Linked DNA regions of Homo sapiens: region 2 is linked to region 1. A link is an interaction called in ENCODE POLR2A ChIA-PET data of the cell type or tissue named here. Cell type or tissue: CD4-positive, alpha-beta T cell. All regions are shown on one strand. Each heading gives the region's core, and the rest is flanking DNA. Links, peaks and the distances in the headings are about the cores only. Region 1 has its middle 17 kb from the start of LUZP1. Region 2 overlaps LUZP1 (leucine zipper protein 1).

Evidence for each region. Peaks named below come from ENCODE experiments on the same cell type or tissue, not always from the same donor. Only the 100,000 strongest peaks of a DNase experiment are listed, where the experiment ranks them.
Region 2: POLR2A ChIA-PET joins it to region 1 with 13 read pairs; 20 of 35 experiments call an interaction of 5 or more read pairs at or near these places.

What each region holds. Positions count from the first base shown.
Region 1 is chr1:23,182,686-23,188,063 of GRCh38, reverse strand. No RefSeq gene overlaps it. Among named protein-coding and RNA genes, the nearest start is that of LUZP1, 17 kb to the right of the region's middle. In CD4-positive, alpha-beta T cell, for the core only: CTCF peaks have their summits at 3,015 and 3,216 (motif pointing right); DNase peaks (open chromatin) are centred at 3,213 and 3,713; H3K4me3 peaks cover 387 bases.
Region 2 is chr1:23,116,519-23,121,896 of GRCh38, reverse strand. The region is part of intron 1 of LUZP1 (leucine zipper protein 1); the gene reads left to right. Among named protein-coding and RNA genes, the nearest start is that of LUZP1, 50 kb to the left of the region's middle. In CD4-positive, alpha-beta T cell, for the core only: no CTCF peak of the experiment used is centred there; DNase peaks (open chromatin) are centred at 1,856, 2,546 and 2,866; H3K4me3 peaks cover 945 bases; H3K27ac peaks cover 2,577 bases.

The DNA.
Region 1 (5,378 bases), core at 214-5,213:
GAGACTAGGCCACAGTTAGCTTATAAGGAATTAACTAAACACATACACACACACACACACACACACACACACACACAGAAAACACGGTGCAACTATGTAGATCACCAAACAAGCCTGTGAACAAGGTTTGGCCTCTGGGCCACCAGTTGGCAACCTCTGATCCTCCCCATTGATCCTCCCCATGCTGTTGACTAATTTCTGTTCTCCATACAGCAGCTGGGTCCCTCATGGAGCTCACAGTTCCTCTGGGGACCAAAGTGCATGAAACAGATTACAAAGCCAGACAGCCGGTCCTCCACCAAGCCTGTGCCGCACCCCACGCCCTCAGCTCCCTCAGGTGCATTCCAGCCACCTGTCACAGGAAGAGGTGGACTGAGGGGAGGAAGGCAGAAGTGCCCTTTTTACACGGTCACTGGCAAGGATAGATGTGAGTAGTCCTCTGCATCTGAGGGTCTTAAGATAGTGCATTTACCTGCTTCCCTGGCCCCCGTCTATTTTGCTCCCAAGGGAAGGAGTAGGAATTCTAGACCTAGAGGGTATCAGATGGGAGAGGGCCTTCAAGGTCATCCAGGACAATCCCAATCAGATCTCTAACATCAGAGCAGCAGCTTATGCATTATAATTGGTGAAGTGGGAACTACTATTATCCCCATTTTGCAGATGGGTAAACTGAGACTCAGAATGGTTAAGTAATTCACTCAAGGTATTGCTGCAACTAAATAGCAAAGACAGCGGGCATGATAGTTCAAGCCTGTAATCCCAGTACTTTCTGAGGCCTAGGTGGGCGGATTCCTTGAGCTCAGGAGTTTGATACCAGCCTGGGCAACATGGTGAAACCCCATCTCTACAAAAAAACACAAAAACTAGACAGGTTTGGTGGCATGCACCTGTAGTCCCAGCTACTCAGGAGGCTGAGGTGGGAGAATCCCTTGAACCTGAGAGGTTGAAGCTGTAGTGAGCCATGTTCATGCCACTGCACTGTAGCCTGGGTGACAGAGCAATACCCTATCTCAAAAAATAAAACAAAAATAAATAAATAGCAAAGTCAGAATTACATCTAGCAGTATGACCTGAGAGCCAGCATGGCTAGCCATCAGCCTCTACCACCTCCTTGGCAACACTTGTACCAGTTGTTTGAGAGGGTGCTCATCACCTTTCTCTATTTTTTTTTTAAGACAGAGTTTCGCTCTATCGCGAGGCTGCAGTGCCGTGGCACGATCCCGGCTCACTGCAAACTCCGCCTCCTGGGTTCAAGCGATTATTCTGCCTCAGCCTCCTGAATAGCTGGGACCACAGGCATGCGCCACCACACCCAGATAATTTTTTTTTTTTTGTATTTTTAGTAGAGACGGGGTTTCACCATGTTGGCCAGGATGGTCTTGATCTCTTGACCTCGTGATCCGACCGCCTCGGCCTCCCAAAGTGCTGGGATTACAGGCATGAGCCACCGCTCCCTACCCTTTCTGTATTTTTTTAACCATAGCTACACTAACCCAAAACTAGTCAGGTGCCAGGCCTTGCACTTGGCACTTTATTTATTTTTATTATTTATTTTTGAGACAGAGTTCCACTCTTGTTGCCAGGGTGGAGGGCAATGGCGCAATCTCAACTCACTGCAACCTCCACCTCCCGGGTTCAAGCGATTCTCCTGCCTCAGCCTCCTGAGTAACTGGGATTACAGGCACCTGCCGCCATGCCCAGCTAATTTTTGTATTTTTAGTAGGGATGGGCGTTTCACCATACTGGCCAGGCTGGTCTCAAACTCCTGACCTCGTGATCCGCCCACCTCAGCCTCCCAAAGTGCTGGGATTACAGGCATGAGCCACTGTGCCTGGCCCACTCGGCACTTTAAACATGCTTTCTATGATTCCCTCATAACATAAAAAAAAAAAGTCAAATTGAAGATAAACTTAGAACTTGGCCAGGCGTGGTGGCTCATGCCTGTAATCCCAGCACTTTGGGAGGCCTGCATGTTCCTGCATGTTCCATATTATGCCCATTTTATATGTGAGAAAACTGAGGTTCAAAGTCATGAGGGAACTTGCCAAGCTTAAAAGCACATTAGGGACAGACTGAGATCAAATGCATATTTGTTCTTTATTGAGCTCTGACTGAAAGCTTCCCTTGGTTTTGGGGAAAGAAAAATCTGTCTCCCAGAAGTGGCAGCCCCTGGTTCCTAGTTCTCAAAGCCCACGTGCTCTCTTCAGATGTTTGAAGTGGACACATTGCACCCCTTCAGTATTTTATATACCACAGTCAGAGAGTGGCTCCTTCAACTCTTCCCCATAAAATGTGATTTTGAGGTCCCCCCAGCCATCATCTTGTTCATCATCCTATGGATAAGTTATACTTTTTCCATGTTCCAGTCAAAGTTCTGATCCCAAAATGGAACACAGTTCTCTAGACACGGACAGAAGGACTATCATCTCCCTCACTGTACACACAGTGCTTCTATTAATATAGCCCCAAACCCAATAAAGTATCTCCTATGTACAAAGCACTGCCCATGCACTTGGGATAGAGATTGAACAAGCCAGCAACTTCCCTGCCCTCCGGGAGCTTACATTTTGCTCACTGAGCTAAGGGAGGAGGCAGAGTCACTTTAGACATGAATCCTAGAATGTCAGAGCTGGTAGCGCCCAGTCCCCTCCTGCCTCTTTCTTTTTTTGAGAGGGAGTCTCGCTCTGCCACCCAGGGTGAAGTGCAGTGGTGTGATCTCAGCTCACCAAACCTCCACCTCCCAGATTCAAGTGATTCTCCTGCCTCAGCCTGCCGGGTAGCTGGGACTACAGGTGGCTGCCACCACGCCCGGCTAATTTTTGTATTTTTAGTAGAGATGGGGTTTCACCATGTTGGCCAGGCTGGTCTCAAACTCCTGACCTCAGGTGATCCACTTGCCTCAGCCTCCCAAAGTGCTGGGATTACAGGTGTGAGCCACCGCACTCGGCCTCCTGCCTTTTTTATTAACAGATGAGGAAACTGATCCCAGAAGGGGCAGTGACAGACCCAAGATTCTTCAGTGGGACAAAATTCACTTCTGCCTTTCTCATAACCTCAGGCACTGGTGAGACCTGGGGCCTTATAGAGAAATGTGGACTGGGATGAAAAGTTTGCTGTTGAGAATTTTGTTGTTAAGTGGACCCACCCTACACCTCCTTAAAGCTTTCTTCAGAAATCCTAATTTATTTTAGATATGGCCACCAGGTGGCGCAGAGGCACCAGGAAAAAGTGCAGAAATCAAAGGTGGGTGGGCTCCTTCCTCTTCCGATCAATTTTCCTTTGCAAGGGGGAATGGTGAGCGGGGAATAGCAAAGCCAGCCTGGCGCGGTGGCTTGTACCTGTAATTGCAGCACCTTTGGAGGCCGAGGCAGGTGGATCTCTTGAGCTCAGGAGTTTGAGACCAGCCTGGGCAACACGGTGAAACTCCGTCTCTACAAAAAACACAAAAACTAGCTGGGTGTGGTGGTGCATGCCTGTAGTCCCAGCTATTCAGGAGGCTGAGGTGGGAGAATGCCTTAAGCCTGGGAGGTCAAGGCTAGGACAGCATTGTACTGTATACATTATACATATATACATATACATTATACATATACAGAGGTGAATTCTGCCTCAGTCAAGGAGGTAGTATGGAGTAGTGGCTAAGAGCCTGGATGCAGGCATCACACAGACCGGGTGGGAAACCTAGCTTCCTTTTGCTGCAGGGGGAACTCCCTGACACCTAGCTCACGAGGTAGCCTCTGACACTTAGATTTGGGTACAAGATAAGGTCCTCATTTACTGGGGCTCTACACAGAGTTGGAACTGCTGGTGCCCTCTTCCTGACAGGTCCCTTTTCCAGACAGTTGATGGTCAACTCCAGTCCAGCAGAGAAGTTTCTGCAAGAAGGCAGGAAGTCTTTGCTGCCACCCAGAGAAGGTAAGGCTGATGGAATCCAACAGCTTCACAGCCCAGGATATGTGTGAAAGCTCATCCATACTTCTGTTCATTTCATGACACACAGATGTGCAAAGGGTCTGAGGCTGAAAATGGTGAATGATTCAGGGGTGCTGAGAGTCTAGAGTTCGGGGGTGCTGAGAGTCTAGAGTGCCTGAGAAGAAAGAGAGGGTTGGAGAAATAAGCTGGGCCTTGGGGACTTGACCAAGCTATCTACTTTGAACTTTATCCTGGGAGCAACAGGGAGCTATTGAAGATTATTTAGCAAAGGAATGATACAGTTAGACCAGTGTTGAAACCAATCACTCAAGCTGGGTGTAAAAGAAGAAATGGGCCGGGCGTGGTGGCTCACGCCTGTAATCCCAGCACTTTGGGAGGCTGAGGCGGGCAGATCACTTGGGGTCAGGAGTTTGAGACCAGCCTGGCCAACATTTCGAAACCCCATCTCTACTAAAAATATAAAAATTACCTAGGTGTGGTGGCATGCACCTGTAATTGCAGCTACTCAGGAGGCTGAGGCAGGACAATCGCTTGAATCAGGGAGGCAGAACTTGCAGTGAGCCAAGATCATGCCACTGCACTCCAGCCAGGGTGATAGAGCGAGACTTCATCTCAAAAAACAAAAACAAAAACAAGGAATGGAGGTGGGGGAGCCTGGAGGCAGAGTCCAACTAGAAGAGCTGCAGGCTGGAATGGGGTGATTACACTGATAGCTGATTTTTCATCCACTCAGAGCTTCTCATCGGTGAAGGGGCACTCGAGTGAAATTTGTCTGGCTTGCCCAGGAGACAGCTCCCACAGGGTAAGGGGCTGCCCTGGGGCCAGAGAGGAAGAGTGGTTGGTCCCAGCAGCAGGTGTGTCCAGGGAGATCTTCGATATAATCAGACGGCCTGGGAAGAGACAGGTGGCTAATGAAAGAAGCTAGATTCTGGGTCAGGTTGGAGGGCAGAGGCAGTGTGCGATCTAATGGTTAGGAACACATAATGGCACCAGACACATCTTGTTCAGGTCCCAGCTCTGTCTCCTCTTGGCTGTGTGGTTGTGGCCAGGTCACTTTGGCTTGCTTTCTTTTTTCTTTCTTTCTTTCTTTTTTTTTTTTTCAGACAGAGCCTCACTCTTTCGCCCAGGCTGGAGTGCAGTGGTGAGATCTTGGCTCACTGCAACACCCGCCTCCTGGGTTCAAGCAATTCTTGTGCCTCAGCCTCCCGAGTAGCTGGGACTAAAGGTGCATGCCACCACTCCCAGCTAATTTTTGTACGTGTTTTTCAGTAGATACGAGGTTTCGCTATGTTGGCCAGGCTTGTCTCGAACTCCTGACCTTAAGTGATCCACCTGCTTTGGCCTCCCAAAATGCTGGGATTACAGGCGTGAGCCACTGTGCCTGGCCCATGTTGCCTTTCTGAGCCTCAGTTTCCTCATCTGTAAAATGTGATTATGAATAGGGC
Region 2 (5,378 bases), core at 278-5,277, 66 kb after region 1:
GAGATTACAGGCGTGCGCCACCACACCCAGTTAATTTTTGTATTTTTAGTAGAGGGGGGGTTTCACCATGTTGGCCAGGCTGGTCTCAAACTCCTGACCTCAGGTGATCCACCTGCCTTGGCCTCCCAAAGTGCTGAGATTACAGGCGTGAGCCACCATGCCCAGACTACTTTTTAATGTTTGAGGCAGGGTCTTGCTCTGTCATCTGGAGTGCAGTGACTTGATCTCGGCTCACTGCAGCCTTGACCTCTGGGGCTTAAGCTATCCTCCCACTTCAGCCTCCCAAGTAGCTGGGACCACAGGTGTGTGCCACTACGCCTGACTAATTTTGTTTTATTTTTTATAGAGACAAGGTCTTACTATGTTGCCCAGGCTAGTCTTGAACTCCTGGCCTCAAGTGATCCTTCTGTCTTGGTCTCCCAAGTGCTGGGATTACAGGCATGAACCACTGTGCCTAGCCTATGTATTTTAATTTTTAAATTTGGATAAGACTTTATATAAATTTCTAGGCCAGAAAAACCAATTTTGGTTTGGGTACTATATGGTCATTGTACAGGAACAGATGTAAATTAACTAGAAGATGTGATCTCTGCTCTTGAGGCATTTAGAATGGTATGGAGAAAACAATAGGCAGTACAAATTATTGAAGAAGTACAAAAACTATTACAGACTAAATTAGCTGTATATAACTACCTACCTAAGTGCCAAGGGGCTGTTTGGTCAGTAGGGTTTACAGCTCCCCATTGGAGCAGGTTTTCCCCTTATTTTTTTAGCTTTGTTTATAAAGATATAAGCCAGCAGCTTATAAATGTGGTTGTTTGTAATCTTGGGGATTTTTCTCCCTGGGCTGGTCTTATTTTTTGCTTAAGACATAATAAAATACTCTGGGTAACTGATTTTTATGGAGACGAGAAAAACTTAAGAGGTAGTCAGCTCAGTAAAGCAATAGCAGATAGTGGTCTGATCCACCTCGTTTGTAGAGGCCAGGGGAGTGGAGATGGTGGTGTTCTTGTTTCTGCCTCTTTTGGGCACTGAAGCAAGAGAGGCTAAATATGAAAGCCCTCCTTTAGTTGATATCAGCTTGCCTTAGGTTAGCAAAGTATTTAAAATATGAGCCTCAATTTCTTCAACATATAAAATGAATTTGATAATATCCTTATGGGGTCATTATTAAGGATTGAGAGTATGGATGTGAAAGTGCTTTGAACTATGAAATAATGTATAAGCATTAGGTATTATTGTCAGGCGTAGTGGCTCATGCCTGTAATCCTAGCACTTTGGGAGGTCGAGAGAAGAGGATCGTTTGAGGCCAGGAGTTCAAGACCAGCCTGGGCAACATAGCAAGACCCTGTCTCTACAAAAAAATAAAAATAAAAAAAATTAGCTGGGCATTTTGGTGCACAGATACTTGGGAGGCTGAGGTGGGAGGGTCTCTTGAGCCCAGGAGCTTAAGGCTGCATTAAGCCATGATTGCACCATTGCACTCCTGCCTGGGTGACAGAGAGACCTGTCTCCATATATATATGTTTATTTATTTATTAGGAGGTATATTATTTAGAGCGTAGGAGGCATGCACTTCTGAGGCCCTTGTCAGGATATCTTCTAGGGATCCTGAATTTCAGATGATTCTGGGCATTCAATAATTGGACTTCCTAGGCTGGTGCCGTGTCTCATGTCTATAATTCCAGCATTTTGGGAGGCTGAGGTGGGTGAATTGCTCGAGCTCTGGAGTTTGAGACCAGCCTGGGCAACATGGTGAAACCCCATCTCTACAAAACTTACAAAACTTAGCTTGTTGTGGTGACACATCCCTGTAGTCCCAGCTACTCTGGGAGCTGAGCGGGGAGGATTTGCTTGAGTCCAGGGGGTTGAGACTGCAGGAAGCCACGATTGCTCCACCGCACTCCAGCTTCGGTGACAGAGCACGACTCTGTCTTTAAAAAAAAAAAAAACTACCAACAAAAAACAAAACCTGGACTTGAGCTGGTGATAATAAGAAAAATACTTTTATTTAATGTTATTTGAAAGGGTTGTACATGAGGGAGATGAATTATTCTTTCTTATAAGTTTATATAAGTCCATTTATACATAAGAGTCTTCGTAAGTATAGGCACTTATAATTTTCAGTAGTTTGGCCATTGAACATTTACTGAACTGTTACTGTGTGCCACGTTCTATGCACATGCTTGGATTCAGAGATGAAATACATAATTCTGGCCTTTCAGGAGCTCGGGGTTTGGTACAGGAGAGTAACAAGTAGACAATTATAATACAGAATGATAAGTGCTATACTAGAGATAAACCTAGGGTTTTTCAGAAGGGCTTATTCTTACTTGATTCCTCTCAACATCCTCTCCAGACTTTGTTTAAAAGTTGTAAGAGATATCTTAATGAGGCCTGGAGAAATGAAGCAGTTTGCCTAAGGTCACACCCATAGCTTGTTATTTTTAAAGCTAAAACTAAGATCTGAGTTGTCATACTTGCTTTCACTTTCAGTTATGTCCTAGCTAATCAGGAGGCTGAGGCAGGAGGATTGCTCGAGCCCAGGAGTTCGAGGTTATAGTGAGCTGTGATTGTGCCACTTCACCGTAGCCTGGGCAACAGAGTGATACCCTGTCTCAAAAAAAAAAAAAAAAAAAAAAAAAGAGCTAGTCACATCAGGTCGTTAAAAAAAATGTTGACTGTTTATTTCACACTGTACCAGGCCAATGGCAGTACAAAAGAATAAGGTGGTCTATAATTATGGTGTAGTAGGGATAGTAAGTATAAAAAAATGAGAAATTAGCATCAAGTCAATTCAACTAATACTTTTGTGAAGCTCCACGTTAATTGCTACGGGGAATATAAAACAACATAGGACAACCTACCTGTGGCTTTTTCTTTAGGAGATGGTGTCAGATAAACCTGTAATGCAAAGTAGACTAAGAAAATTGCTCAAGTAGAGATACAGACAAAGTGCATTGGGAACATAGGCCCAAGAATCTTAGAATATTAGAACCAAAAGGACAGGTAGAGGTGATCAGTTCTAGTGGTCTTTAGTTACCATTTTGGAGACATGGAGCCCATTTGGTTAGAGAAATTTGAGGAACCTTGCAAAAATCAGGGAATCAAGTGAAATTAGGATGACAATATAAAATTTTCAGCTGCCAGGAAGAAGAGGACTTGAACTGGAAATAGGCAGCCTTGGATCACAGAAATAGAGTATTGTAGAACTGAGGCCTTTTTAAAGTAAAACCTAACACCTAAACTGGCCAAAGGTAGACCCACTGTACCTATGACAATAACCATGTTTTATTGTGTACAAAGTACTTTCACATACATTCTTCTGTTTGGTCCTTATAATCTTGTAGTCAAGACACATTGTCATTTCTGTGTTACAAATGAGGAAACTATTCTAGTAAGTTGGAGAGACAAGAGTAGAACTCAGGATTCTACTGCCCATTGTACTACCTGGTGTGTGAATGTGAGTGAGTTTTAATTTTAATTTTAATTTTTTTTTGAGATGGAGTCTTGCTCTCTTGCCCAGGCTGAAGTGCAGTGGTGTGATCTCAGTTCACTGAAACCTCCGCCTCCCGGGTTCAAGCAATTCTCGTTGCCTCAGCCTCCTGAGTAGCTGGGACTACAGATGTGTGCCACCATGCCTAGCTAATTTTTGTGTTTAGAGATGGGGTTGCACCATGTTGATCAGGCTGGTCTCGAACTCCTGACCTCAAGTGATCCACCCACTTTGGCCTCCCACAGTGCTGGGATTACAGGCGCAAGCCACCATGACTGTTTGTTTTTATTTATTATTTATTATTATTTTTTGAGATGGAGTCTCGCTCTGTCGCCCAGGGTGGAGTGCAGTGGCGCAATCTCAGCTCGTTGCAGCCTCCACCTCCCGGGTTCAAGCAAGTCTCCTGCCTCAGCCTCCTGATTAGCTGGGACTACAGGCGTACGCCACCACGCCTGGCTAATTTTTGTATTTTTAGTAGAGACAGGGTTTCACCATGTTTGCCAGGTTGGTCTCGAACTCCTGACTTCGTGATCTGCCCGCCTCGGCCTCCCAAAGCGCTGGGATTACAGCCGTGAGCCACTGTGCCCAGCCTCCTGTTTGTTTTTAATAATGTAGACTTTGACGTGAGACATGTTGGCAAGTGTGACTTAGTAAAAGAAGGAGATAGACATAGTTATAGCTACAAGAAGGAACTTAGGGCTTAGGGGTGGGAGGCAGAACTGGCACAGAGCCTGATTATTCTGACTTGGGCATCTTCCTTGCCCTTTTGGATGCTGCCTTATTATACCTCTGGCCCCACCCATCCACCTCTCTTAGTACTTATTTAAAATTATTTCTGCTGTAACTGGGCAAGTTACTTTCTCAAGGTGTTCCCCCCCCCCGCCCCCCCCCCCAGGGCTTCCTGATTGTGGGGGGGGGGGGGGGAGAGAGAGAGAGAGAGAGAGAGGAAAAAAAAAAAGAATGTGTACAGTGATGAAAAGAAAATTGAATTAATATGTGTAGGGTATATTTTCGTTCAGGCATTATGTGCTTAGGCATTTAATGTATATTTTTATATAATCCTTACAACAGTCCCATGAAGTTTAGATGTAATCTCTATATACAGTTGTGGAAACTGAGGTTGTGAAGTTTAATCACTTAAAGTAATATGTGACTGAATTAGAATAGAACCCAGATAATCTGACTTTCAATCCCATGTGTGGTTTTCCCTTATAGCATGTTGCCAGGGCAGCAGGCAGGATGGAGAGAGAGTGTGGAATAGAGACAAAGGGAAATTCCCTAGAAGCAATAAAATGGAAATAAACTTGTTACAGGGGGTAGAAATAATAGTGACCCTGTAAAATATGCCTTCAAATTAAAATAGCAGCAGAAAACCTTTTTCACTCAGGCTCTCTAATAGGTACAGCTTAGTATTCTTCTTCTGATACCACCAAGTATATAGAAGGGCATTTTAATCTTCCATTTTAAGAGATGAGATACACTTCTCCTAAGGGAGATGAGATGCATGTAAAACAAAAAACTTCTAGATTGATGCTCTGGGCACTTAACAGTCAGTACAAGGGAAGTCACATTCTCTGAGTTGAGTGTGAAGGTAAAAAGATTCGAAACCTTTGGGTGACTTGCACCTCCTAAGACTTGCAGCTCGTACATGTGACAGACAGTGCTAGGATAGTACCCTCATTAAACAAAAATAACAACAAAACTGATCCTCAACTCTACATTTTCCTTATCACTTTCACACAGGCAAACTTTTCTTTCTTTTCTTTTCTTTTCCTTTTCTTTTCTCTTTTTTCTTCTCTTTGCCTTTTTTTTTTTTAACAGTCCAGTGGTCTTTTACTTTTTTACACCTTCTGATTTGGCCAACTTTCTTTCATTCATTTAT